2 separate regions of the Homo sapiens genome follow, and region 2 is linked to region 1. Evidence: chromatin loops called from intact Hi-C (ENCODE). Cell type or tissue: Caco-2. All regions are shown on one strand. Links, peaks and the distances in the headings refer to the core of each region. The heading gives the core; the rest is flanking DNA. Region 1 overlaps RIMS1 (regulating synaptic membrane exocytosis 1). Region 2 has its middle 31 kb from the start of RIMS1.

Region 1 (2,926 bases), core at 188-2,687:
TAACATAACAAAGCAATTTGGTGAAGATAGTCAACAACAGAGCAAAGGCAATGTTTACAGTGTGTTGTGCATTCCAGAAGATGCAAGCATGAATTGGTTACTTAACACTTTGGCTTGCTCATATGTGTAGACACCACTGTCTTCTAAATTGCCAACACATGGAGTTTGCTCTTTATGCATTAGTTAGGTTGGCATGATCACGTGACACATTCTGGAAAAGTTTGCATGGAGTATGATTAGACCTATTTAATATCAGTTGATTACATATCTGTTATATAGATGATCCCAATATTACCTATTAAGATTATTTTCTTAAAACTTACTTCATTCCTTTTAAAAATTACATTCCTAATTCATATCCTACTTTATGATTTCTCATAATTTTACTTGATTTTCTTCTCTTGAATTGTACTGTGAATGAGATAACTTGTTTGTCAAAATATTAAAATTACCCTTTCTTGAACGAGGTTTTCAGTTTCAGACCTCTGATATATCTCCAATATTAGAAAGCAGTAATATTGTTCCATAATCTAGAAACAGTATTTCTAGGACCCAACACATGAGCCTTCTACACATGTAGCACCTCACAGCATTCAGGAACACAGTGAAGGTATTTATTGGGAGATGGAGTGCAGCAGAAAACAAATCTATGCTAGTGGGCCTCCATGTCCTCAGATGTCTTCATTTAATGCTTACTCGGGAGTGGCCTCCTATGGTAAATTGAAAATGGAATTAAAAATAAATGCTTGACTGAAGCAATAGACTATAAAACACTAATAGCTAATCATCGGTTATGCTCTTATTTTTTGTAAGTGTCATCTCTCAGTGCTTTCAGAACACTGTGGGATGCTGATTGGATGAACTTCATTTTTAACAATGCTAAATGGGGGACCATAAAAACTACCAACAATAGAAAAATATACAAAAACCCTTAATATATAATTTTTTAAAAGGGTATGTAGAATGATAGTCATCTGCAAAAGAGCAGAAATTGCAACATTTTATAAATTTTTCTTTTGTTCTTTTTCAGCCACCTCTGAAAACACATTTTCCTAATAAGTCAAATCTCCTGCTGATTGTACTAATTTTTTTTTAACACATAAGATGTTGTAAAGAAAAGTAATTTAAATAACTGTGACAGAATTGAATGCAAAAATAAAATGCTTTAGTGCCATCTGCTGGACATTTGCAATAAGAAAAAAGTATACTCATTTTAAACTAAAGACCAAATACGTTTTTAGATACAAACTGATAATTTGTAGAACTGTAGTAATTTTCAAAAATTACTCAATAACATCTGGGGTAAATTTCTGAATTACTGAGATATTTAGAATATTGCCTCTGAAGCAACCTATGTTTAAGCCTGTGTACAAAACACTGTGATGCTTTTTAAAACTCACATATACAAATGTGCACATTTCTGTGATTCACAAAATTGTAAGTTTTAAACAGTGATGGATATCAGGTTAAATATGTGTATATAACATAATATTAAATTATTCAGCATATTTTCAGAGGGGTAGTGCCCCAGATTTTGCATTTATGCTTAAAGTTTCATTGGGATGATTATTTTTATGAAATGAGATGACAGATCTGTGAAAAAATTGCCTTCATTTTCAAGTTTATTCTTAATGTTTGCAGTCTCTGCCACATGGTGGTCTCTGGATAATTTGCACCAGAACTACTAAAAAAGCTCCTTCCTGGAATTTATCCCAAACCTACTGAATCAGAAGCTCTGTAGGTTTGTCCAAAAATTTGCATTTTAACAAGCCCCTTAGATAATTCTAATGCATATTAAGTTTGAGGATACCAAGGAAACACCTCTTACAAAGCAATAACTTTCCGTTCCTTTAGCCATAATTAAAATTAGCATTCTGAAAATAGAATGGTGTAGTGGAAAGTTTGAAACAGAGGACCTAATTATCACCAACCATTTTACCAGCCTTATGTAAGGCACATAAAGCGTGTCCCTAAATTTTCCCATTTATAAAATGAGGAAATTGTACCCACTAATCTTTGGAGTTTCTCCTGTGTCTATATTTTCCCAAATGTTTTCATTTTACACTGGATTTTGGAATCCTTCCTTCATCTTGTCTCACTCTAAGAAAAGTGCTTAAGCGAATGCCATAGTGATGAACCCCAAGTCCTGGCAAAGAAGAAAACCTTGGTTTTAAGCTTGTACAACTAGATTTCTTAAATTTCAGAAGTGATTCACAAAAAGCGTTGAAGGAGACGACAAAGGCAAATGGTAGAATAATTCATATTTCTTCCAAAGGAGAGCCTGTATGCTCATATCTAGAATAGCATATTATATTCCTACAGCTGGTGTTAGGTGAAAAATTCACCTAAGTAAATTTAGATTAGTAAAGTATTGATAATTTTTAATGACACTTGGTAAGAGTTCAAGCTATGAAAGGAAGTTCAAGGCTGAAGGAAAAATACACTGCTGTAAAAGCGATTTCATCTGAGTTACATACGTTTGCAATTGCAATTGCTTCTTTTTGCAGGATACTATGCATATGCCTGACACCTGTAAACAACTTGTATTTATAATATCAGGTAATAAAATAATAGAAACTCAAGACCTTCTTATGCTACTTTCTTTGTACTCCCAGAGCCTTAAGGAGTGTGGGTTGTGCAACAGACCTCAGTAGATGTTTGTTGAATTGATGTTTGGAAGATTCTACTGTGTTTGACAAACAGCTGGAAAGTTTAATTTGATTGTAGTGTAAGATGTATGAGAAAACGTATGTGAGAGATGCTAATAGATAAGTAAGTGGGGACCTTGTACCACAGGATGAGAAATTGAACTACCTCAGAGATGATATTTAATCAGTAGATTGACATGATTGGTTCAGTTTATTAGGAAGATCATTCAGGCGGTATGAAAGATGCACTAGAATGATGGAAACCATCGGCAGGAAGC
Region 2 (2,926 bases), core at 325-2,824, 230 kb before region 1:
AGCCAGTGTCTGCTTCCTCAGGAAAGTTCATAATGCATCCCTCATGTTTGATTATCTGTGTGGCTCCCTCTCATTCCTTCTTCAGATTGCTTTCAAATATTTTCTTCTCAGGAGGCCTTATTATCCAACAACCACTTTATTTAACTATTGACTGTTCCTTTTTCAGCATTCGTTCTCTTTACTCTTCATCGTATTGTATCTTTCTCAGAAACACAATCTCCGACACAATATATATTTTATTTATTTTCTGTCTCATCTCTATATATTTCATGAGGGCATGATTTTTGCATATTTTGTTTACTTCTGTGTCACCAGCTCTTACAACAGTGCTAGGCAAATTGCAGGCATTCAACAAATATTTATCGAGTTAATTAATTAGCTGTGCTTTGTGTCTTGCTTCTCCAGTTCTGTAGTCCCAACAGGTTGAAGTAAAACTGCAAACTAGTCAAAATCTCATTTAATGTATTTACTGCAATTTGTGGGAGGGTATAAGAGATAGCTTGGTGGCTGTTGTCAGGACATACCCCTTGTCCTCACAGAAATGTTGACAGATTGCTAGGCTTCAATTAGGGAATTAAGGGATGATGATTATTTCCGGGCTCGGAAACTCAGGTGTAAGAGAATTTGAAATGAATTAGATCTGTATAAACCATCATGTATCCCCTTAGACCATTAGGCCTCATAGATTATTAATTAGACCATTATCCCCATAGACCATTCTGTCAGATCTATGTGGCAGGCAGAGGAGCCCAGGTGATAAAGCAGCCAGGCATGGAGACCAGTGCCTTCCACATGGGTACACGGAGGATTTGGCTACCTAATGAGGAGTTGCTTTCTTTCTTACCACCACTGCATGGAAAAGGACTAGTGACAATTTACTTAATTTTGAAGTGGCTTGAGCAATGGTGGCTACTATAGTAGGGAGAGTGATAGACCTGACCTGTCAGAATGCAAAGCACATTTAGGCGCTTATACAACCTGAATGAGAACATGTCTAATGACTCACGGTGCCCTGGCTCCAATTCCAAGCGGCAATGCCCCTATTTTAGGAAGATTTCCCTTGCTGGAGTAGAGCCCTCTTCTGGTTCTTATCCGATTACCCTGGATTGAGAATTAACAAGGCATTATTTCCTAATTTGTTAGGGCTTAAACTCTTAGAGTGACCTTTTACTCTGTTTCAATTAGGATTGTAGAAGAAATCCAACCACACTGGTTTAACTAAATATTTTATTTTCCTGTCATGTAAAATGAAGTTCAGAGATAGCTGTACAATGTTATGAAGATTCTGTCTGTTTCTACCTTTCCCTGTAGGTGGCATTCATCCCCTTGTTTACAAGATGATTGCTACAACTCTAGACATCATGTCTATGTCCGTTTCCGATGTTAAAGGAAGTGGGTGGGGGGAAAAGACAAAAGGGAGATGCTAGCAGAGACTGTCGTCTTTTAATCAGGAAAATAACCATTTCCCATTAGATTTCTGCTTACATCTCATTGGATAAACTGGACCACATGGCACTCCTACAGGCAAGGGAATATGAAAAGTATTTTTGACTGAAATCACTGTGACCCTCAACAGAATCGGAATGTTCAGTTAGCATGGAAAAAGAAAGAGAATCAATATTAGTTAAGCATTTAATATTAGTTAAGCAATATTCGTTAAGTTAATGTTAGTTAAGCAGATCGTGCCATAAACTATTACCGCTTTCTTGCCTTCACACCTGCTTGCTTTTTCTTCCTCTCAGCCACCTTCCTCCAGTTTCCATCCCACTGCGCCATCCCTATTCACATCCTTGCCATGTCCTGCATATATAGAACAGAAGGCACTCGCCACATAGTGATCCCTGCTCTGCTTTCACACTGCCATCCCCAGATTCCTCTTCCTAAAGGACCACTCTGCATCCTTCCCTCACTCAGAAGCTTTCATTTATGAAACTTAGCTCTGGCCGGGTGCGGTGGCTCACGCCTGTAATCCCAACACTTTGGGAAGCCAAGGCGGGCGGATCGCGAGGTCAGTAGATGGAGACCATCCTGGCTAACAGGGTGAAACTCCCTCTCTACTAAAAATACAAAAAATTAGCCGGGCGTGGTGGTGGGCACCTGTAGTCCCAGCTACTTGGGAGGCTGAGGCAGGAGAATGGCGTGAACCCGGGAGGCGGAGGTTGCGGTGAGCCGAGATCGCACCATTGCACTTCAGCTTGGGCAACGAGAGCGAAACTCAGTCTCACAAACAAACAAACAAACAAAAACAACTCATTGGGTTTTCCACACTTACAGAGTGGGAAATTATGCTCCTTTCCTTTTTTTTTTTTTTTTTTTTTTTTTTTTTGAGATGGAGTCTCGCTGTCTAGCCCGGGCTGGAGTGCAGTGGCGCAATCTCGGCTCACTGTAAGCTCCGCCTCCCGGGCTCACGCCATTCCCCTGCCTCAGCCTCTGGAGTAGCTGGGACTACAGGCCCCCATCACCACACCCTGCTAATTTTTTTTTTTTTTTTTTTTTGTATTTTTTAGTAGAGACAGGGTTTCACCGTGTTAGCCAGAATGGTCTCGATCTCTTGACCTCGTGATCCATCTGCCCCGGCCTCCCAAAGTGCTGGGATTACAGGCATGAGCCACCGCGCCCGGCCTATGCTCCCTTCTTGAGGGTGAAGTACCCACATAAATTATTTGGAATTCTTCTGCATAGGATGTTTGTTTTACTCCCCCATTTATTTATTTATTCAATCATTTATTTTATCAATATGAAATCATGGCTATTTTATTTTATACTTTGGGTTTTAATTCTGTAATGCACTGAATGTTTTTGTCTCCCCAGAATTCTTTTGTTGAAGTCCTAACCCCAATGTGGTGGTGTTTGGAGGTGGGGCCTTTGGGAGTAATTGGGTTTGGATGAGGTTATGAGGTGGGGCTCCAGGATGGGGTTAGCGTCC

The links. A loop is a pair of places that touch in the nucleus more often than their neighbours do. Peaks named below come from ENCODE experiments on the same cell type or tissue, not always from the same donor. Only the 100,000 strongest peaks of a DNase experiment are listed, where the experiment ranks them.
Region 2: it touches region 1 in a loop (23-fold over the local background); 5 of 110 quality-filtered maps call a loop at or near these places.

What each region holds. Positions count from the first base shown.
Region 1 is chr6:72,083,984-72,086,909 of GRCh38, forward strand. All of the region lies in intron 2 of RIMS1 (regulating synaptic membrane exocytosis 1), which reads left to right. Among named protein-coding and RNA genes, the nearest start is that of RIMS1, 200 kb to the left of the region's middle. In Caco-2, for the core only: a CTCF peak has its summit at 1,159 (motif pointing left); no DNase peak of the experiment used is centred there.
Region 2 is chr6:71,854,266-71,857,191 of GRCh38, forward strand. No RefSeq gene overlaps it. Among named protein-coding and RNA genes, the nearest start is that of RIMS1, 31 kb to the right of the region's middle. In Caco-2, for the core only: a CTCF peak has its summit at 1,283 (motif pointing right); no DNase peak of the experiment used is centred there.